Linked DNA regions of Homo sapiens: region 2 is linked to region 1. The links are chromatin loops, found by intact Hi-C in ENCODE. Cell type or tissue: sigmoid colon. All regions are shown on one strand. Links, peaks and the distances in the headings refer to the core of each region. The heading gives the core; the rest is flanking DNA. Region 1 has its middle 70 kb from the start of COPRS. Region 2 holds the start of MIR365BHG (MIR365B and MIR4725 host gene).

Region 1 (11,452 bases), core at 1,954-9,953:
AAAAGCACTAGAGAAGCAAGAGCAAACACATTCAAAAGCTAGCAGAAGGCAAGAAATAACTAAGATCAGAGCAGAACTGAAGGAAATAGAGACACAAAAAACCCTTCAAAAAATCAGTGAATCCAGGAGCTGGTTTTTCGAAAGGTCAACAAAATTGTTAGACTGCTAGCAAGACTAATAAAGAAGAAAAGAGAGAAGTATCAAATAGACGCAATAAAAAATGATAAAGGGGATATCACCACCGATCCCACAGAAATACAAACTACCATCAGAGAATACTATAAACACCTCTATGCAAATAAATTAGAAAATCTAGAAGAAATGGATAAATTCCTCGACACATAGACCCTTCCAAGACTAAACCAGGAAGAAGATGAATCTCTTAATAGACCAATAACAGGCTCTGAAATTAAAGCAATAATTAATAGGCTACCAACAAAAAAAAGTCCAGGACCAGATGGATTCACAGCCGTATTCTACCAAAGGTACAAGGAGGAGCTGGTACCATTCCTTCTGAAAATATTCCAATCAATAGAAAAAGAGGGAATCCTCCCTAACTCATTTTAAGAGGCCAGCATTATCCTGATACCAAAGCCTGGCAGAGACACAACAAAAAAAGAGAATTTTAGACCACTATCCCTGATGAACATCGATGCAAAAATCCTCAATAAAATACTGGCAAACCAAATCCAGCAGCACATCAAAAAGCTTATCCACCATGATCAAGTGGGCTTCATCCCTGGGATGCAAGGCTGGTTCAACATACACAAATCAATAAATGTAATCCAGCATATAAACAGAACCAAAGACAAAAACCACATGATTATCTCAGTAGATGCAGAAAAGGCCTTTGACAAAGTTCAACAACACTTCATGCTAAAAACTCTCAATAAATTAGGTATTGATGGGACGTATCTCAAAATAATAAGAGCTATCTATGACAAACCCACAGCCAATATCATACTGAATGGGCTAAAACTGGAAGCATTCCCTTTGAAAACTGGCACAAGACAGGGATGCCCTCTCTCACTTCTCCTATTCAACATAGTGTTGGAAGTTCTGGCCAGGGCAATCAGGCAGGAGAAGGAAATAAATTGTATTCAATTAGGAAAAGAGGAAGTTAAATTGCCCCTGTTTGCAGATGACATGATTGTATATCTGGAAAACCCCGTCGTCTCAGCCCCAAATCTCCTTAAGCTGATAAGCAACTTCAGCAAAGTCTCAGGATACAAAATCAACGTGCAAAAATCACAAGCATTCTTATACACCAATAACAGACAAACAGAGAGCCAAATCATGAGTGAACTCCCATTCACAATTGCTTCAAAGAGAATAAAATACCTAGGAATCCAACTTACAAGGGATGTGAAGGACCTCTTCAAGGAGAACTACAAACCACTGCTCAACGAAATAAAAGAGGATACAAACAAATGCAAGAACATTCCATGCTCATAGGTAGGAAGAATCAATATGGTGAAAATGACCATACTGCCCAAGGTAATTTATAGATTCAATGCCATCCCCATCAAGCTACCAATGACTTTCTTCACAGAATTGGAAAAAGCTACTTTAAAGTTCATATGGAACCAAAAAAGAGCCTGCATTGCCAAGTCAATCCTAAGCCAAAAGAACAAAGCTGGAGGCATCACGCTATCTGACTTCAAACTATACTACAAGGCTACAGTAACCAAAACAGCATGGTACTTGTACCAAAACAGAGATATAGACCAATGGAACAGAACAGAGCCCTCAGAAATAATTCCACATATCTACAACTATCTGATCTTTGACAAACCTGACAAAAACAAGAAATGGGGAAAGGATTCCCTATTTAATCAATGGTGCTGGGAAAACTGGCTAGCCATATGTAGAAAGCTGAAACTGGATCCCTTCCTTACATCTTATACAAAAATTAATTCAAGATAGATTAAAGACTTAAATGTTAGACCTAAAACCGTAAAAACCCTAGAAGAAAACCTAGGCAATACCATTCAGGACATAGGCATGTACAAGGACTTCATGTCTAAAACACCAAAAGCAATGGCAACAAAAGCCAAAATTGACACATGGGATCTAATTAAACTAAAGAGCTTCTGCACAGCAAAAGAAACTACCATCAGAGTGAACAGGCAACCTACAGAATGGGAGAAAATTTTTGCAATCTACTTATCTGACAAAGGGCTAATATCCAGAATCTACAATGAACTCAAACAAAGGTACAAGAAAAAAACAACCCATCACCAAGTGGGTGAAGGATATGAACAGACACTTCTCAAAAGAAGACATTTATGCAGCCAAAAGACACATGAAAATATGCTCATCATCACTGGCCATCAGAGAAATGCAAATCAAAACCACAATGAGATACCATCTCACACCACTTAGAATGGCGATCATTAAAAAGTCAGGAAACAACACGTGCTGGAGAGGATGTGGAGAAATAGGAACACTTTTACACGTTGGTGGGACTGTAAACTAGTTCAACCATTGTGGAAGACAGTGTGGCGACTCCTCAGGGATCTAGAACTAGAAATACCATTTGGCCCAGCCATCCCATTACTGGGCATATACCCAAAGGATTATAAACCATGCCGCTATAAAGACACATGCACACGTATGTTTATTGTGGCACTATTCACAATAGCAAAGACTTGGAACCAACCCAAATGTCCAACAATGATAGACTCGATTAAGAAAATGTGGCACATATACACCATGGAATACTATGCAGCCATAAAAAATGATGAGTTCATGTCCTTTGTAGGGACATGAATGAAGCTGGAAACCGTCATTCTCAGCAAACTGAGAAATGGACAAAAAACCAAACACCGCATATTCTCACTCATAGGTGGGAATTGAACAATGAGAACACATGGACACAGGAAGGGGAACATCACACACTGGGGCCTGTTGTGGGGTGGGGGGAGGGAGGAGGGATATCATTAGGAGATATACCTAATGTAAATGACGAGTTAATGGGTGCAGCACACCAACATGGCACATGTATACATATGTAACAAACCTGCACGTTGTGCACATGTACCCTGAAACTTAAAGTATAATTTAAAAAAAGGAAGTGAAGGACAATAAAAAAATAAAAAAATAATAATAAAAAAAGAAGTTGGGAAGAGGCAGGGACCCCTGACTGGTTTGGGAGACTCCAGGGCTTTGCCATCAGGGTTACAGCCTTCCACCAGGGTCAAGCTGTGGACACAATGATTGGTCTGTCCACAATACCTGAGTCTATGATCTGCCATCTGAACCCACTATACTATGAAATGGATTATTATTTCAAAGCATGAAGAAAATACAGGAGAGAAGTCATAGGGACCGAACATCCAATCCATTCCCCTGCCTCTAAGGAGGACTTCATCCAACCAACTCCAAGAAGCGCAAATCAATGGAGCAATGAAAATTGGACACAATTTTTAAACCATAAGCAGAGATCTCTTAAGACCCACCATGTCCTTTCAAATCCAAGTTCCCTTTTATTTCTTTCAGAGATGACTTGAGGCCTGTGTGACCCAATCACATCACTGGAAAACACCCTCATCTCCCCTGTGCTGCTCTGGAAGAGTCATCACCGGCCTGGACAGAGTCTCCACTGTGACATTTGGGAGTTTATTCTAGATATTTCTCATATTTGAAAATACAAAGCCCGTTGTTATCAAATTGGCCCAAGGCTTCCAAGACGAAGAAGCATTTAATCCTGGGGCTGCTTCTATAAATGTAACAATTATCCCAAGTCATGTAAGTGTCTTGGAGAAGTAATAGTAATAATGATGATGATGATGATGATGATGATGATGATGATGATGATGATGATAAGAGCCAATATTCATTGAGTGTGCCGGTCTCACAGTGTTTTACTTGTTTCAACTCCTTTGATCCTCCTAACTGCCTGGAGAGGCAAGAATTATTATCGCCCTCATTTTACCAAGATTGAAAGAGAAGCATCAAGAGATTTAGTAATTTCCCAAGGTACACACAATAGTAGGCAGAAGAGCCAGGATATGAAGCTACACAGTTTCAGGGTTTGAAGTCTTACGGAATTCAAGTTCAAATCCGGGTCTGCCACTTCACATACGCATGATCTAAAGAAAATGATTTCATGTCTTTGAGCTTCAGTTTCTCCCTAAAGAAAAAAAAAAGAAAAAAATCTCAGTTTATCCTAAAATGGGGGTGGCAATACCTACTTCTCTAGAAGTTGTTGAAAATTAAATAGAATACTCTGTAAATTTCTCAGCATGGGCCTGACACATAAAAGGGCATGGGTTCCCTTCCCTTCCCCTGTGTGGATGCAGGAAGTGAAGGCAGAGGCTGGGGAAGAGGGGGATTCTAAGGTCCTGGAACCCTAGAGAGGAAGCTTGCTGACTGCAGGAAATTTCAGACAAGGAGACAATTCTTGGGGTCTATTGAGATATGACAGGAACATTTCTAGAACAGGATCCCAGACGTCTCATACAATAGTAGTAAGAGGAATAGCCTAACCTTCATGCAGTTTACAGAGTACTTATATGTGCAGTAAGACTGTGATTGACACCATGGGTGCCTGAGGCAGGGCTCCTGTGTACAGTTGTGTAGGTTGCACACTGAAGCCGCCCAGATGGAGCCTACTTTTAGGGAGTGGTGGCATGGAGGGCTTGCCTGGTCACTTAAAGGAATCTTCGAGGGTCACAGGGGAATGAAACAGGGGGCTGAGCAAGTAGCAGTCAACATGCCCTTCCCAGTACAGGATAAGTGCTTGATAGATACTTGCTGAGTGATTAAATGATGGCTGGGGGAGTTGCCAGACTGGAGGCAGGGAATCGTGATTACAACAACTGAGGTGCAGGCTGGGCACTGGAATGCTTTCATCCTCTCCTTTTTGACTGCTGAGCACTTGCATCACTTCCAGTGTCTTGCTGTTGGAAACACTCAGCCTCACACGTTTTGCCCGGGCCTGTGCCTGGCTCCATCTGCCTCTGGCATTTCTCCCCACTTTCTGAGTCAGACTGGGGTGGGGAAAGGCTCCTTTAAAGGTGCCTAAGGAGAAGTGGCTGAGAAGCACTTCCTGGCACAGCCCTCGCCCTGGAATCAGAAAGGGCAGAGAAGACACAGCTCGTCTGCCCCAACTCCACCCCAGCTCAGGTCCAGGTTGCCTATGCATGTGAAACATCATCCTGCATGGAAAGCCACCTGATAAAAAGTGGTTCCAAGCAAAATTCATTTTTATTTGCCCACATCCACTTTAATACAAGTCATCACTCAGCATTCACACCCCACAGCCACCATCCATCTCGATGGATACCAGCTACCATCCTCCTAGAGCCACGGGCCAGAGCCAAAGCTCACTGCCCCAACATGCCCAAGTATCTCAATGTCACCTTTATGGCATTTAATCTATTTAACACTTATGAAGAACCAGAGGCTCCTAGGGCCTAATATTCAAACTAAATCTTGAACCCCAAATGAGAAAGAACCAGCCTCTCTGAACCCTGAAATGAAAATCTAAAGACAATTTTTTTCCTGAACCACGAACCAAAGCCAAATGTTCCCAAGAAATATCCAATGAACTATTTTGACCATGACTGTGAGCTTTGAAGTTAGTAAAACTGAGCCTCATTTCCCTATCTGTAGAATAAGGATAAAAGTGACCTCATAGAATGGTTTTGAAGGTTAAGATGAGCAACAGCTTATGGTCTCCAGATGGTCCCTGATACAGACTCAGCCCATCAGCATTCTTCTCCTAAAGCATTCCCCTTCTGTGTGGCAACCATTATTAGAGTGAGAGAAGGATGGCTTTGAATTTAAACACATCTCATGACCAGACACAGTGGCTCACGCCTGTAATCCCAACACTTTGAGAGGCCGAGGCGGGCAGATCACTTGAGTTCACAAGACCAGCTTGGGCAACATGGTAAAACCCCGTCGCTACTGAAAATACAAAAAATTAGCAGGCATGTTGGAGTAGGCCTGTAGTCCCAGCTACTAAGGAGGCCGAGGTAGGAGGATCACTTGAGCCGGGGAGGCAGAAGTTGCAGTGAGCTGAGATTATACCACTGCACTCCAGCCTGGGCAACAGAGCAAGACCCCATCTCAATAAATAAATAAACAAATAATAAATAAAAATACAAAAATTAGCTGGGTGTGGTGGTGCACACCTGTAATCCCAGCTACTTGGGAGGCTGAACCCACAGGCAGAGGTTGCAGTGAGCCCAGATCATGCCAATGCACTGCAGCCTGGGCAACAGAGTGAGACTCTGTCTCAAAAAATAAATAAGTAAATAAATAAAAATGAAAAGACACCTTGCTTCCTGGTTGCGTGACTCTTCCCTCCATTTGAACTCAGTTCTCACACATGGAAGGTGGGGTAATAAGAACCTTCACAGAGTCGTGTTCAGTACTTCCCTACCTTCATCAAGTAGCTTGCATTCCCCAGGGGCCATCTCCAATGTGCTCACAAACAAGCGGGGTAGTGTCTGGGTGGTGTTTGAAGGGATTTCCCCTCCTCTGGCTCCAGGGATTCCCCTGTGATGACACTGCACCTACAGAAATCCTGCCCCCTCCTCTGCCCACCTTACCAGTCTCTGACCAAGGGGGTCTGGTGGAGAGCACCACACCACTCCCCGCCTTTCTCTTATGGGGGTACCAACTCTACTCCGCTCATGCCCCCAACATCTTAAACAGTTTTAGAATTTGTCCTCACAGTTTTCACTCAAAATGAGACAAAGCCAAGGGACAAATCAGAGGGACAGTGGCCACACAGTACCCAGCATCACTCCTTGCTCCGCTTGCTAGGCCAAGCTGTCAAGGCTGGTTCCTGACACTTCCTTTAACGGGTTCACTGTGCAGAGATGCCCCACTAGTTCACCAGATGTGCTTGAACCCAACTCAGTGCGAGATGGGACCAGTGCTGTAACTCGTTACTTCCACCATCGTCAGTGAAACTTCCAAAGTCAGTGAACCGCAACACAGTAGGAAGACCTAAATGTTCCCTGAGCCGAACTTGAGCTGGTCTCTAGATGAGTGTGACATCTTCTTAGATGGAAGAAGGAAACTTAAAGTGTTTTAAAACAAATTTTATGTGTAAAAGTCATCAAAATTATAATACAATTAGAATATGAACATCTTAATAGAGATTTCATGATATTAGAGAATATGTTCATTTTTTGTAGGTGTGAAAATGGTATTGTGGTTTTGTTTGGTTTTGTTTGTTTCTTTGAGACAAGGTCTCACTCTGTTGTCCAGGCTGCACTCCAGCGCGATCATAGCTCACTGAAGCCTCAACCTCCCGAGCGCACGCAATCCTCCCTCCTCAGCCTCCTGAATAGTTAGGACTACAAGTGTGCGCCACCATGCCTGATTAGTTTTGTTCTTGTTTTTTGTAGAGACAGGGTCTTGCTATGTTGCCCATACTGGTCTCAAACTCCTGCCTCAGGTAGTCCTCCCACCTCTGCCTTCCCAAGTGTTGGAATTATAAGCATGAGCCACTGCACCTGGCCTATAATAAAAAGTTTTTATACCAGTTCTTTTAAGGTATCCACTAGATCTCAACTTCTGAAACCAGCCCTAAAACTGGACCTTTGAACTATACTGAGGCTAGCTCTTCTGTCAAAACTACTTGCCTGGCAGGCAAAAAAAAAAAACCATGCTATTCCCCCTCTCTACTCAAGAACCTTCCATGGCTCCCCATTGCCTTCACAATACAATATTTTTTGCCTCTCCTTTAAGACCTGCCACATTCCATCCCAGTGTAGCTTTCCACTGTTCTCTGCCTAGCCCCACTGAGAATGCCAAGCCAACGCAATATCAGACAGCATATGCCCCTCTGAAAAGGCCTGCATTTTCCCGTCTCTGATTCTGAGCCTTTGATCACCCTGTTCCTACCATCTAGAATTCTTTCCCTATTTTTTTTTTATTTATTTTTATTTTTAGACAGAGTCTTGCTCTATTGCCCAAGCTGGAGTGCAGTGGGAGTGATCTCGGCTCACTGCAACGTCCGCTTCCTGGGTTCAAGTGATTCTCCTGCCCAGCCTCCCAAGTAGCTGGGACTACAAGTGTATGCCACCATGCTTGGCTAATTTTTGTATTTTTAGTAGAGACCAGGTTTCGTCATCTTGGCCAGGCTGATCTCAAACTCCTGGCCTCAAGTGATCCACCCGCTTCAGCCTCTCAAAGTGTTGGGATTACAGGCGTGAGCCACTGTGCCCAGCCAAACTTTCTTAAATAATTCTTATATAGAAAAATGAAATAGAAGGACTTTCACTTCCAATCAAGGTGAAATAATAGAGACCAGATTTATACTCCTGACTGAAGCAACCAAAAAACAGACAAAATATATGAAACAAGAGTTTTCAGGGCATTGGACATGGTTAACAAAGGACAGTGATTCCTGAGTAGGGGGAAACAGACCAGGCAAGCCCCCCAGTTGTCCAGTTACAGCTCGGGTTTTCAGGCCACAACGCAGCAAAGGAAAGGCAGCTGGATCTCACAGGACAGAGTACCAGAGAGGAGAGAACTGTGCAGAGAGAGCTCCAGAAATGCTCAGTCTCTTGACTCTGTCCACTTCTCTCCATCCCCACTGTCACTACCTGATCCCAGACCACCATCATCTCTCATGAGGATGCCTGCAGCATCCCTTCCATCTAGTCACACTGCACAGATAAACTCATCCCTGAAGGCACTGCTCTACTTCCGGGAGCTCCCCATTGTCATCGGGATAAAGTACAGACTCCCCACTTCGGCTTTTAAGGCCTTTTATGATCTGGCCCTGCCTGTTTTTTCCAGTTCTCTTTTATCCCTCCCCAACGTCACATTTCACATAGAGTCAATACTTGCTATTTCTGAGTTCTCCATACTCACTCTTGCCTCTAGGCTTTTGCACATGTAGTTTCCTCTACTTATGTTTCCATCTCTTTCCTCCACTCCTTTGTGGTATCTCCTTGCGGCCACTTCCTCTGAGAGGAAGTCTCCCTAACCCCACAAGACTGCACCAGATACCCCTCCTGGGGGCTCCCGTAACTCTGTGTCCCTCCTTCTAACACTGCCTGAGAAATGTATGTCTATCCATCTTCTGCCATAGGCAGTGAGCTCCCTGAGAGCAAGGACTTGATGATATTCCCTGCTGGGTTCCCAGCACCTAGCACATAGTAAGCACTCAATAAACACTTATCAAATTATCGACTGCCTCGATGGTCACATGCTATCTTACAGCAGTCAGCACATGATCCGTCTGCCTCCAAAACCCATGTCCTTTTATTCCTCTGGAACACACAGGAGGGGCTGGGGAGAAGGCTATGGACTGACAGTCTTTGGAAGTTTACCTTCAAGCCTACCCTAATTGTGTGTGTGTGTGTGTGTGCACATTTAGGCAACCTCTACTTCCATTCCCCTAATGCATGGTTTCCAACCATGGCTGCTCTTTGGAATCATCCGGGAAGCTTTAAAAAACACTGATGCCTGGGTCTCACCCCCAGAGGTCCTTATTGGATGGTCTGGACTGTGGCCTGGGCCCCCCCACCAGGTGCTTCTACTCATCCGGCAAGGCTGAGAAACGCTGCCTTGAGAGTTATGATCCCTTTTCAGCATGGCTCCTATTCACCCTTCAAGACCCAGGACAAATGTCACTCCTTGGAGAAGACTTCCCAAGACACTCACGCACATCCCAGAATTAATTCCTCACTTCTCTGTTCTCCTTTAGTGTTTTAGGCGTATCTCTAGAATGGCAGCTTTTACACTTTAACACCTGGTGCAGTGTCCAGAACATAGAAGGCACTGACAGAGATTTGTTGAATGAACAAACACACGAATGAGCGGATTCCTAAATCTGACATTCCGGCTGTGGTCCCAAAGCCCACACAGAGGCTGGACATCAGCATGCAGTAAGTGACAGTCCCGCAGAAGGAGGGAGGGAGACTGATGTTCCCTCTAAACCAGCTGGAAGGATGCTGCACTCAGAGGAAGAACAGCCAGACACAAGGTAATTGTCGCTCCCCCAGAAATTATGGTAACAAAGTCAAAGAGATGCATGATCATTAAACAAAGTTTTCTCCTTGGCATTTTTACCAATTGACTGATGGATCAGTTACAAAAACACTGAATACATAATGAAATGATGGCCTGGAGAGGGCCTCTGGTGGGGAGGCCTCTTGTAGCCATTTTTAAGAGCAGAAGTGCAGGTTTATTGAATCTGGCGGTTGTGCTAAATTCTGACTCTTAAAACCAAGGCTGTTAAAAAGGCTGTCCCCCACATGCACACGTATGTTTATTGCGGCATTATTCACAATAGCAAAGACTCGGAACCAACCCAAATGTCCAACAATGATAGACTGGATTAAGAAAATTTGGCACATATACACCATGGAATACTATGCAGCCATAAAAAAGGATGAGTTCATGTCCTTTGTAGCGACATGGATGAAATTGGAAATCATCATTCTCAGTAAACTATCGCAAGAACAAAAACCAAACACCGCATATTCTCACTCATAGGTGGGAATTGAACAATGAGATCACATGGACACAGGAAGGGGAATATCACACTCTGGGGACTGTGGTGGGGTGGGGGGAGGGGGGAGGGATAGCATCGGGAGATATACCTAATGCTAGATGACGAGTTAGTGGGTGCAGCGCACCAGCATGGCACATGTATACATATGTAACTAACCTGCACAATGTGCACATGTACCCTAAAACTTAAAGTATAATAATAAAAAAAAAATAGTTACAGCTTAAAAAAAAAAAAAAAAAAAAAAAAGGCTGTCCCCGCCTGTCATCAGAGGTTTACAAACGCTTCAACTGCGGCTGCTTCTGCACCATCCAACTTACCTTCCACATGCACCCATGCTCCGAGGACCTCACCCTGGCCACCTGTCAGAGACACCCAGGAAGCTTTTCAAAGAGAATAAGGCTGGGCCTCTCCACTCTGCCCTCCCACCCCCGCCAGGTAGGTTCTAATTTAATTGGTCTAGGTGGAGCCTTGGGTATTGGGAGTTTAAAAGCACTCCCAGGTGGCTCTAATGTACAGCTAGCTGTGAGGAACACTGATCCACAGCACATGACTTGAGGGGTGCTGGGGATCCACCTGGGCTACAATGCCCACCAGCCTGCCAGAAGGGCCAAAGTCCTAGGCGCTTGCAGTAGTCCTCAGCCCTGAGCACATACCAGAATTATCTGGGGAGCTTGCGAGGAAAACAGATACTGGGACCCCACCTCAGGCCATTTTACAGCTCCTCAGGACCCTAATGAGCAGCCAGGCTTGAAACCCACTGGGCTGAAGCAATGCGCCCCCCAACCAGTGTGATGGAGAGCCCATTAAACACAACGCCTCCTGCTCTGAAGACTCGGCAATAGGTTTGAGTGGATTTCAGGACCTTTATTTTTTTTTAGTGATGGGGTCTTGCTATGTTACCCAGGCTGGCGTGCAGTGGCATAATCACAGTTCACCGCAGCCTTGAACTCCTAGGTTCAA
Region 2 (11,452 bases), core at 2,420-10,419, 220 kb before region 1:
CATCGCTTGGGAGCATGTGGCCTTGGGCAAGTTACTTAATCCACTGGGAACAGGGGTATCGTAACCATCAGATGGGGATACTGTCTGGGATTCCCATCCCCTATATGGGTCTCAATCCTCTCAGTTTCTGTGGTCTAACAACTATGTGCCAGGGACTGGGCCAGGCAGAGGCTGGGGTATCCGTTAGTAAGATGGGCACGGTCCCTCGCTGCCTGCTCTGATTTTTGCCCCAGCTCTGAGAGCAGATTAATGGTATTGTAAGTCCTCATTGTATGGTTGAAGTCGAGACTCAGGGGAAGAGACCCTCCCAGAATCTCCCAGCTTGCCTCGGTACCATAGGAGCAGGACCCCCAGGCTTCCAGGTGCAGCCTCCCAGGTCGGAAGCCAGCAAGCTGGGGCTGTAGAACAGGAGGTGGCTGGGCCTGGATTCGCTGGCACTGAGTCCTTAAAGGAACCCTGGGTAGCAGATGTGGCCGCCTTGTACATCTGCTCAGCAGTGCATCACTCCTAAAGGCCCAAAGACTCGTCCGGTCCTGACACTGAGCACGTTTCAGAAAAGGTCCCAGGAAAGACATTTGAATTGCCACAGCTGCTCAAGGCTTGCTCCCTCACTCATGCTGTGGGCAAACTAAACATCCTCTAGTGGGACCAGGCAAGCAGGGGACAAAATGGAATGGGGGTGCGGGGGAGGAGAAAATAATTTGATATTCCAAAAAATGCTGCAGAGTAATCATTTTGGGGGTGAAAATCAGAATTTCTTGGGACTTAGACTTTTTTATGGCTCAGTGGTGTTTTTCTTTAGAATTTTGGACTGGAGGTAGGGATAGACCATAATCTTTTCAGCACCCAAGAGCCTTCAGCAGGCCTCACTGGCTCTGGGCAGGGGGCAGGGCTTACAGGACCCAGAGCAGGTGACATCTTACCCACTGTGGATACTTCCTCCCTCCTCCCTTTGGCACGGTCTGAGGAATTTTGAAATCACCCCATAGCCAGACCCCTTGCATTTGCTGCCCAGGAGAACCGGGCAGGGAGGTGCCATGCGGAAAGTCCCGCTGCCTGATTTTCCTCTGAGCTCATCACTGCAGCCTGAGAGCCCCCTTCTCTGTCAAGTGGGTGACTGAACTGAATACACCAGACCCCCCTTGGCATTCTTCTAAGATCCTAAGGAGGAGGAGCTGAGGAAGGCACGGGGTGGAGCCTGGGGCTGTGGTTTGGAGGATGGGAGGGCTGGGGGAGGGATTCAGAGATTGCAGCTGGGAAATTTGGATCGGCCTATGAAGACTTTGTGGTTCATTCTCATGAAACTCGCTTCCTCTCACTGGATTTCTGCCCTGGGGGATGTGGGGTTCAAGTGAAAACACTGGCTTTTCCTTCTTGGTGACTGAGGCTTAAATTCTGGTCTCCCAAGCAAATATTTAAGAAATAACTCTCTTTTCCCTCCTTGTCCATTGTAAAACAAACCCTCTTTTTCGCCCATGTCTCCCACCCTCCTGAAAAGAATTCGGTTGTCTTGCTGCTTACTAGCTGGTAGCACCTGGCTTTCCAGCAGGCTGGTTGAAAACAGAAAATGCTTCTCTGCTTAAGACAGGGAAAGGGCGTGGGCTTTGGCATCAGAAACCTGGCTTTCCTGTAGACTAGCTGTGTCGGGCCTGGGGCGTCTTCCCAAGACTCAATTTCCCTGTCTGTGATAATACGTGCCTACTTCTCAGGGCATTATAAGGACTGAACAAGAATGTCTGTGTGAAACACCAGGCGCATGGTCGGGGGTGGTACATGGTAGTTCTTCCCGGGTGACACCATATTCATCCCAGGGTCCATGGGACAATGAGGTCAAAGAAGGACCAGCTGAGGCTGGTGTGCCTGCTTGCTGGCTTAGTATCTGGGGAGAAAACACTGGAAGAAAAGCAAATCCTTGCTGGTGGGGTGTGGGGGTGAGTTTGTGTGGGTCCTGCCTCTTCAGTGAGACATGTCTACCACTTGGGAGGGGCGTAGGGTGGAGGTGGGGGGCCAGGAGTCACAGCCTTTTCCGGGGGTTGGGTTCATGCGGCCGCCACTTAAGCCTATCTGAGGGGAGAGGTTAGTGGGAGAGTCAGGATGAGTTTCTGCTGAATTCCTTCTTGTCAAGCTTGCTTTTGTGGGCTTAACATGAGAAGGGTGGGGAGGGGGCCATATCTTAAAAAAGAGAAAGGCTGGGTTCAGTGGCTCGCGACTATAATCCCAACACATTAGGAGGCTGAAGTGGGAGGATCAGCTGAGGCCAGGAGTTCAGACCAGCCTGGCCAACATAACAAAATCTCATCTCTACAAAAATAAAAAATAAATTAGCTGGGTGTGGTGGCTTACACCTGTAGTTTCAGCTACTCTGGAGGCAGGGGCGAGACAGGATTGCTTGAGCCAGGAGTTTGAGGCTGTAGTGAGCTATGGTCACACCACTGTACTCCAGCCTGGGCAACATAGTAAGACCCTGCCTCTGAAAAAGTAAAAGGAAAAATTAGTCAGGCATGGTGGTGTGTGCCTGTAGTCCCAGCTACTCAGGAGGCTGAGGTGGGAAGATCGCTTGAGCCCAGGAGTTCAAGGTTACGATGAGCTGTGATTGACTGGGTCACTGCACTCCAGCCTGGGCAATAGAGGAAGACCCTGTCTCTCTTGAAAAGTGTCTTTGCTTTTGAAACTTCGAGGGCGATTAAACAGATACTGAAGTACAAGCAAAATGTTAGTCTTCAACTTGCCCAGCCAGACCACTGTGTATCTGGGAAAAGTCAACTAGACTGCTTGCTCCAGCTGGTTGGTCTGGTTGGTGTGGAGGGTGAACCCTCCTCTGGCCCGAGGCGTACACCCTCTCTCCTCCTTCTGTGTCTGGTGATGGCAAACGTTTATCTTTGCTCAGGCCTGGGTGCACGCTAACCTCGGCCAAATCTCTGAATGTTCAAACATCTGCCAAAATACCACATTTCGACAATGGGCCTTCTCTATAGAGATGAGGTTACGGGGGCAGTACTGGGATGCTGGAAAACCACTTAAACTAAACTGCGGGAAGGGGCAGGGTCCAGGATCCTGACTTTGAGTGTAAGGGGTGGGGAAGGAGCAGGGGGCAGCTCCTTGCCATACAGAGAGGCCTGAGGACCAGCTCCCTGCTTCCAGAGCCGGAGCGGGGAGGGGGCTGCTGCCAACCTATCTTGGCATTCTCCCTTTCGTCCTTGGGGTAGATTTCGTTGTAATTAGACAAGTTGTGACAAATAGCCCATTGGTCTTTGGGCTGGAGAATTGTGCCGAGTCCTGCCTGGAAACCCAGCCTTGTTCACTTGGGAGCCATAATTAGGCAAGAGAACAGTTCATGAGCCCTTTGATTCAATAAAGACCCTTTTATGATGTTGGTTTTTCCCAGAAAAATCATACCACTTTGCTCCATGTATTGCATTTAGATGTGTAATCATATTAGAGCTAAGCAGCCCAGGGGACTGAAGTTGTGTAGCTGGGGTTGTAGGGGCAGAAAGGTGCAATCCCTTTCCTCCCCGTAAGGGTCACGGCTGACATTTCTGTAACAAAGACAGGTTAACAGGAGAAAAGTTTGACAAATTTATTTAATCAGTGTTTTACATGACATGAGAGCCTTCAGAAGTAAGACCCAGAGAACCAGGGAAAACTATTTTTATGCTTAGATTGGAGGAAGAAGGGACAACCATCTAGGAATGTGATAGGACAAAAAGGGTACGACCTAATGTAATAGACAGAGGGGACCACCCAGCAAGGCCTGTCTATTCAGATGCTTTTTGGCCTCACTGTGCAGCATGTCTGGGGCGTATGGGGCAGGACCCCTTTGGGATGAGGGGTGAGAAGGGAGAGAGTGACCTTTGTAGATACTATGTCTTGCTTTGGGGGAGAGGAGTTCTACTTCCTATGACCCACCTTGGGGAAGAGGAATTCTGGTTTCTGTGCCTGGCTGCTGGGGAGAAAGAGGGGCAAGAGACAGAAGGGTGGAAGAAGGTCAGAGAGAACTTGCTTTCTCCTTTAGTTCAAAGTGCTCAGTGTACCAAAGCGCCAGGCTCTGGGGTATTGTGTTCTCAGCCCCATGGCGTAAAGCCTGTTACCCGGTCTTCAGAGAAAAACAGTGTCCTCAGAAAAAAAGAAAATGACAAGGAACACTTCTAAAGATTTTCTCTCTTGTCATCTAAAGAACATTTTCTCCCTTCAGAGTGAGAAGTGACCCAGGGGGAAAAACCAGAAAGTGAAACTAACTTGACAGGCCAGTGGCAGCGGCAGCCCCTGGTGCCTGCCCTCTGCAGTCCTGTGTCGGCCCAGGCCACGCGTGCCCAGCATGGTCGATATTTGTCAGACGGATAGCACGTGTCCAGCCAAGGGCCAGAGAAAATGCCCCCAGAGGATGCTTGCATCCTTTCCACAAAGAGTTGTGGTCAGCCCACTGGGGTCTCCACCGGGGTGGCAGGGCTGCAGATGCTGGTGTGTGCAGGTGGCAGTTCTCGGCCTCCTCCTCATTGCCTCCCTGTGAGGGGCAGTCAGCCCTGACTACATATAGCCCTGGAGCTTGCGGGCAGCTTTCAGCTCGTTGGGAAGGTGTGCTGGGCCTGCGACATTGACCGGACAGTTCTTCCAGGCATGAGAGGGATGCCCTGCCCAGGTCGCTGTCACAGGCACACCCCCTCCCACCAGCCACCCTCTTGCCTTCTTACCCCAAGACCATGTTGTCAGGCAGGCCAAAAGCATTTCCCAATCATGGAGTCAGATGTGTCCCAGAAATCTGCCCTGTGCCCAGGAGAGGTCGAAATCGCCAGTGGAATCAAGAACCTCTTTCCCAATTTGGGGTTTAGAAATCTCTGGCAATGAGGAAATTTCTGGTAGTCATTTGTAAGAGTTACTCTATTAAGAAATAGAGATAGAGGGTATGACATTTCAGAATGCTAAAATTTTGTTGCATTAGAAAGGGGGAAAATCCGTTTACTTCCCAAACATCTGGTGGGAGTTATCACCAAAATATATTTTCAGATATCCTCTAATGCAGAAAAACTGTATTTTATAGGACGTGGTTTATCTGTTTGTAGATAATGTGATTAAAATACTTCTGCAGTGTCGCTACTATCTTAAGGTGACTCTTTTTAACCTTCATACTGTAGGCTTTTTAAAAACACATAGAGATGGGGGTCTCACCGTGTTGCCCAGGCTGGTCTCGAACTCCTGGGCTCAAGCAATCCTTCCACCTGATCCTCCTAAAGTGCTAGGATTACAGGTGTGAGCCACCATGCATGGCCTACTTAGGCTTTTTGGAAGATACTTTACACTTTTTGGAAGAAGTGCTATTTCTTCTGGATACTTTACACTTTTTGGAAGAAGGGCTATTAAGTTATATATATGTATACATTGCTTCCCCCCCCGCCCCGCCAAAGGAGTATAATTAGAGCATCTGAAACCAGATTATCCAATTAGTACATTTTTCTAATTAGCTGTTAGGATTTCGTGATGAGATAAATTATTTTAGATTTCCAAGTGGAACTTTGGCCACAGGGAGGCTCTAAGGAAGTACACAGGGGAGAAAAATAATGGGTTTTTAAAGTTTTGACTCCACCCACTCACCTGCTCCCCCAAAAACCTAATGTGCCTGCCCATGAGGCAGCAACAGTGACCAGAAAACAGTTTCTTTTCCTTGTTCTGAGTAAATGGAGTTGGAAGAATTATTCATTTATATTGGCTTTTCTTTGTTCCTGGTAATGAAGCAGGCAGACAGGGGTTGGCTTTAAATGCTATTTTTTCTACATTTTCATCAGTCATATTAGTAGCTGTTCTTTGGCAGAAAAAAAAATCTGGTGATCAGGATTAATTCAGAACCTATTTACTGTGAGCCTTGTATGTGCTTTCTCTGTGCCAGGTGGCAATGAAGACCGTCTGTCAGGGGGATCGGGGGGATGTCCTGTCAAGACCCAGGGGATGAAGTCAGGACCCAGCTTTTGCATTTTGTAACTGTGGTTGATGCAGGCCCACCATCCTTTGTCCAAAATTCTGGATACGCAAGAAAACTGGATACTGAACGTTGTTTTTGCCGCTAATTGAATGGGAAGACCTGACCCAAACTGACAGACTATTGGAGTCCATATTTATCCTGGGGAGTGTGAATACTCATGGGTTTCCCTGCAGAGATATTAATGTTTGATTATGGGTGCTGCCTTGCTGGGGTGTTACATAATATGTGGCATAGGCACCACATTCCCTTTCTAAAACTTGAAAAGTTCTGGAACACATGGCCTGAAGGTTTGGAGTAAGAGACCCTGCCCTGGAGTAGCGTCCACTTAAGACTACAGCAGCCGTGTGCTCAGAGTCCCTGCTCTGCCAGGGCCCGTTTCCACTTCAGCCATAGGAGGAGCCTGAAGGCAGATTGAGAGTCCAGCTGACCAGTGGGTGAGATGCCCAAACAGCTGTACCGCCACCAGGGCAGGTGACTTGGCTGCCCCATGACCCTCAGAGGCCTTCCCTCACCAGGTGCCAAGCAAAGATTGTTCAGAAGCAGATTCTGTTCTGCTGTCATTGTGAATACATCAATGAATGAGTACATCTATGTTCTAATAAAACTTTATGAGGGCCAGGTGCGGTGGCTCACACCTGTAATTCCAGCACTTTGGGAGGCCGAGATGGGCAGATCACTGAAGGTCCAGAGTTTGAGACCAGCCTGGCCAACATGGTGAAACCCTGTCTTTATTAAAAATACAAAAAGTAGCTGGACATGATGGCGGGTGCCTGTAATCTCAGCTATTTGGGAGGCTGAGGCAGGAGAATCACTTGAACCCAGGAGGTGGAGGTTGCAGTGAGCTGAGTTTGTGCCGCCGCACTCCAGCCTGGGTGACAGAGTGAGACTCTGTCTCAAAAAAAAAAAAAAAACCCAAAAAACAAAACTTTATGAAAACAGATGGTGGGCTGGGATGGCCCTTTGGCCAGAGTTTGCTGATGCCTTGTCAAAACGATAAATGCATCCTTAAACATACTGTTTTCTTCCACAGACTTTAGCCCTGCCATCTGCCTGCCTGGTCTGCTTGTCTTGTTCCCCACCCCTGGCCAAGTGGAGTTGCCTTAAAGAGATAAAAGTTGTGCCTCTAGTGTCAGTACCCACCCCTTGCTTGGCTCCTCCAGATGGTCTGGAAACATAGATGGAAAGCAGGCGCTGCCCTCACCGACCTGGCCTCGGTAGCAGGAGTGTGTTTTTGTGTGGACAACTGCAGTTGGGCCCAGGTCCAGCCTTGCTGACGGCTACTCACTTGGGCCTCCACCCACTGATGAATTTTGGGGGCAGAGCCAAGCCCCAAGATATGTTGGCTGGCAGCCTGGGGCCAGGCAGGGCTGCTGTTGTGGGAGCCCAGTCCCAGGTGGGTTTGTGAGGTGTACGGGGAGTGAGGGGTTGAGAATGAGTGTTTTCAGAGCTGATGTGTTCTTAGCAAAAGAATTTCTGGCAGAGAGAGGTTGATTATCGTAAACCCAGCGGCTCTGATGGATGAGTTTCAGGTCTCCTGGCTTGTTCATTCCCAGCCTCGGAATGTCCAGCAAGGGCGGGGCCAGCCTGCGAGGCCAAGACCTCTTTTCACTGCATCAGAAGTTTAAATCCAGTTGAGCCCTCTGACTTGCACCTCTGTAGTGGTCTGGCCTGGGGAAGACTGGCTGGGGTGGACAGAAGGAGGGCGGGACCCTCAGAGCCCACTCTTCTAGTCTGTGTGCTGGAATCACCCCTGTCCTCCCCAACCTCCAACCCCGTCAAGCTGCACCAAGGATGTTTGGCCTCTGACTCAAAGAAGGCCTGGCCTTTCCAGGCTGCAGGGCCAGATCCTCTCAGCCAGCCCCTGCAGCAGGCCCCAGCATCCCAGAGAGGCAGCGGGTCCCTGTATGTGCTCAGCACCTTCTCTCTGTAGGCGGTTTCTCTCCCAAGACATTTGAGACTTTTGCCCTCTGCCTGGTCACCTTCTTTCCTAGCCAGGATAGGGCTGGTGGATGGTTTTGTTTTTTTTTTTCCTTAAAGCCAATTCCAAACAAGGGCTGATATTTAGTTGGCCTTTCTTTTTCTTCTCTCATGGTTTTGTGGGTTGCTGGCACTTTAGGGACTCTGTTCAGAGTGGAGCCTCCTTACTCTACAGCTCGCTGGTAAGCCCTGGTGGCCCATCAGCCCACAGAAGGGGGCACTCACTCAGGTGAGTATGAATATTCACACTCCCCAGGATAAATATAGACTCGAAATAATAGTTTCTAGTCAGTTTGGGTCAGATTTTCCCACTCAGTGACAAAAACAACTTTCATTATCCAGAGTTTTGTTTGAGTTGAGAATTTTGAATAAAGGGTGGTGGGTCTGCATCAACCACAGTTACAATATGCAAGAGCTGGGTCGTGACTTCATCCCTTTGGTCTTGGTGGGACATCACCCTGACCGGTCCCATTGCCACCTGGCACATGATGCACCTCAGTCGTCAGCGTGTGCCCAGCCCAGGGCCATGCAGAGTGAGCACTCAGGGAAGGCGCATGGAACTGGACTGGGTGGCTGGTGTGTTTGGTGATAGGTTAGCTCTGCTGTCAAAGCCAAGCCCAGGTGGGTCACTGTCACATACCCAGCACGGTGTGAGGAGCTCCTCCAGCCACTCTCAGGGGCAGCTCTCCTGACCCTGCCTCCTTGATTTTGGACCAGGCGCTTTTGTTTCTGGGCCAAGCACCTGCCTGTAGCAATGGGTGTGGGGACTTGGGTTTTGCTTTGCTAGTGGAGAATATGGCTGGGATCTGGGTTAGGGCAGAAAGCTCAGGTAGATGACAGGTGCCAGAGCAGTGGTTCAAACTTGGGAGAATCACAGCAGGAGCCTATTAACAATGCAGATTCCAGGGCCCCTTGATAGACCTGGGAAGGGGGGTGCAATCAGCATTGTTAATAAGTTTGTGTGATTGTGAGGCAGGTGGCCCCAGGATTGTGCTCTGGTTGGGTGGACCAATAGGTAAAGCACAGTGTGATGAGCTTTGGGATGATGGAATGGGGAGAAGGAAGGGGCTGTAACCCAGGGAGAGTCTGGGGTCAAGGAAGGTCACCCAGAAGAGGTGAGCTGAGTCTTGAAGAACAAAGCAGGAATGGTAATAATAGCTAATCTTGATTGAACGCTTTGTGCCAGGCACAGTTCTAAGCCTTTTCCATGAATGAACCCATTCAGTCCTCCAGACAACCCCTGAAATAGGTAGTAACCCCAGACTCACACAGGAACAGACAAAAGCACTCGGGGTTAAGTTGCTGGCCCGAGGCTAGTGAGTGGTGAGCTAGGTCTTGCCTGCTTATTGCACGGCACCACGTGGGGTAAGGTGTGCCAGGCAGCGGGAGCAGCTCAGCACAGTGATGCAGGTGTGCTGTTCAGTGGTTCAGATGATGCAGAACCTAGTGTGGGGGGACTGCTTCAGTTCTGCTTTGTTGGTGGAGAATATGTCTGTGATCTTGGTTAGGACAGAAAGCTCCGGGTGGATGACAGGTGCCAGAATGTCAGTTTGAGAGGGCTGAGGCTGGAGCTGGCAATCGGGATAGCAGGCACACTTCCTCACAGTCTGAACTGGAAGGAGCGTGGAGTGTTGGGGAGAAGATGCAGTGTCAGTGCCCAGGGTGCAGCGAGGCACGGGCTGGCACCCTGACCCAGCCCCCTTCCCAGAGGGGAAGAATTCGCTATGGCCCAGCCCCTGCCCTTGGGGTCTGAGGGGATCCACTTTTGTTAGGAGCCTGCTACACACTTTGCTTTCTTTCGATCCTTACATTGCCCTTCCAGGTGGGCTTATTATTCCTATTACAGATAAGAGAGCTGAGGCTGGGAAGCCGAGTAATTTACACAGGGTCAGGTCATACAGCAAGTTAGCAGGTAGTGGTGCCAGCAGCTGGCTGTCTTTTGTGGGGATGTGTTTTCACCACAGCGGTGGCAACCTGTGTCCTGACAGGCCAGGTTCCTGCATGGACAGTGGGGCCCCCAAAGAGCAGGTGCAGTGCCAGGCTGGACAGATTCCAGCTGTGCCGGGGCCTTGGGCAAAGTGGCCTGGCCTCAGGAGACACGTTTCCTGTTGCTGGGTGACATTCCACAGGTGGGAGGCACATGCAGGACCTCATTCCCTAGGGGCCTTCCTGGTCTGGGCCCTGATGCCCTGACGCTGGGGTTGACCCTCTACTGCCCTGGAGGCTCACCTGGGCCTCGGGACAGAAGGGATTGTCCCATTAAGGAGAATCCTCTACGAGTCTCTGATTCTGGAAGCTCTTGTTTTTTATCCTCCCATACAAAAAACAAATTGGCCACCAGTCTCTTCCCTTCTTTTTGGCCACTGTCTCACCATCTCCTTCACCCAACCTTGGTTTCTTTCAGCCTGTGCTTCCCAGCAGAGCCTGTGGGCTTGTTGATTTGAACCCAGAAACCACCTAGGACATTCCAGAGGTCTTCACACTTGTCTTTGTTGCCCATTGTAGGCCGTTTTCATAGAAGGGTATTGGGAGGACCTGCCTTCCCACTCAGGCCAATGTGAAGCTGTTGCTCTTTTGCTAAGGGCAGGGTGGGATATGGCCGAGAATTGGTGGGCGGGCCTGAGATCCATTCAGCAGCACCCCAGGGCGTGCTGTTTCTCACAGGTTGCAGCCTCTTCCAGCCCCTTTGCTTTCTGTGACAGAGCTGAAAGTCTCATTTCCTCTTTGGCTTTCCCTTTGAAATGGGAGAGAGGGTGGTGGGAGCTTAGCTCCTTCCAGGCCCATTTTACAGGCAGAGTAACCAAGGCCGCGACTGCTGGAGAGAAGCGGAACCGGAGTTCCCGTGCCCATTCCTGTTGGAATCTCCTGTCTGTGTGCCGTTCTTTAAGATGGGCTGGAGAGAGTCGGGGCAGCTCTTCTCCCGGGTTTTCAGGCCTGGGTTGCTCTTCTGGGCACTTCCTGGTGTTTTCTTCTCTTTGCCTGAATCAGGCCTGGCCTCAGGCCTGGTTACAAGAAGGTTGGAGGCTGGCTGTCTTGTGTTCATGTGTCACGCCAGGCCTGAGACCATCATTGTCTCTCTGAGATGGTCCACGCCCCTCCTGTGAACACAGGGGCTACAGACTATAGTATAGTTCTTGCCACGTTCCCGAGTTTTGGGGGCTGCTCTCCACATTGGGATTCCACCAGGATGCTGGTCTGCAGTTTCCTGCAGGCAGAAGGCGCTGGGTTCTGAGTTGGCTTTAGGTGGAACCCAGGTCATTCCTGGGTATGCCTTGGGAGGGCGGCGAGGCTGGCCGCAGCTGGGCCCGGCATCGGAGAAAATTGTGTCTCTCTGGAGACCCTGCAGCCTTCCCACCCACCAGGGAGCTTTCCATGGGCTGTGGGGAAGGCGTCAGTGTCGGGTGAGGGAACACCAGCTTCACCTCGGCTCATCTGGGCGTGGCAGACGACTGCTTCCTCACCTGGAGAGTGTTCAAGGACAGCAAGAAAAATGAGGGACTTTCA

The links. A loop is a pair of places that touch in the nucleus more often than their neighbours do. Peaks named below come from ENCODE experiments on the same cell type or tissue, not always from the same donor. Only the 100,000 strongest peaks of a DNase experiment are listed, where the experiment ranks them.
Region 2: a loop joins it to region 1, with 3 times the contacts of the local background. A loop is called at or near these places in 3 of 110 quality-filtered maps.

Annotation. Positions count from the first base shown.
Region 1 is chr17:31,783,470-31,794,921 of GRCh38, forward strand. No RefSeq gene overlaps it. Among named protein-coding and RNA genes, the nearest start is that of COPRS, 70 kb to the right of the region's middle. RefSeq lists an enhancer at 4,434-4,934. In sigmoid colon, for the core only: no CTCF peak of the experiment used is centred there; a DNase peak (open chromatin) is centred at 4,982.
Region 2 is chr17:31,563,998-31,575,449 of GRCh38, forward strand. MIR365BHG (MIR365B and MIR4725 host gene) reads left to right here and starts at 7,145. Exons shown (of 3, transcript NR_186556.1): 1 at 7,145-7,364; 2 at 8,088-8,177. MIR4725 (microRNA 4725) reads left to right here and starts at 11,272; the gene lies at 11,272-11,361. It overlaps MIR365B (microRNA 365b), which reads left to right and starts at 11,414; the gene lies at 11,414-11,452. RefSeq lists enhancers at 3,902-4,402, 9,369-9,988. In sigmoid colon, for the core only: no CTCF peak of the experiment used is centred there; DNase peaks (open chromatin) are centred at 4,654, 7,244 and 7,734; H3K27ac peaks cover 1,175 bases.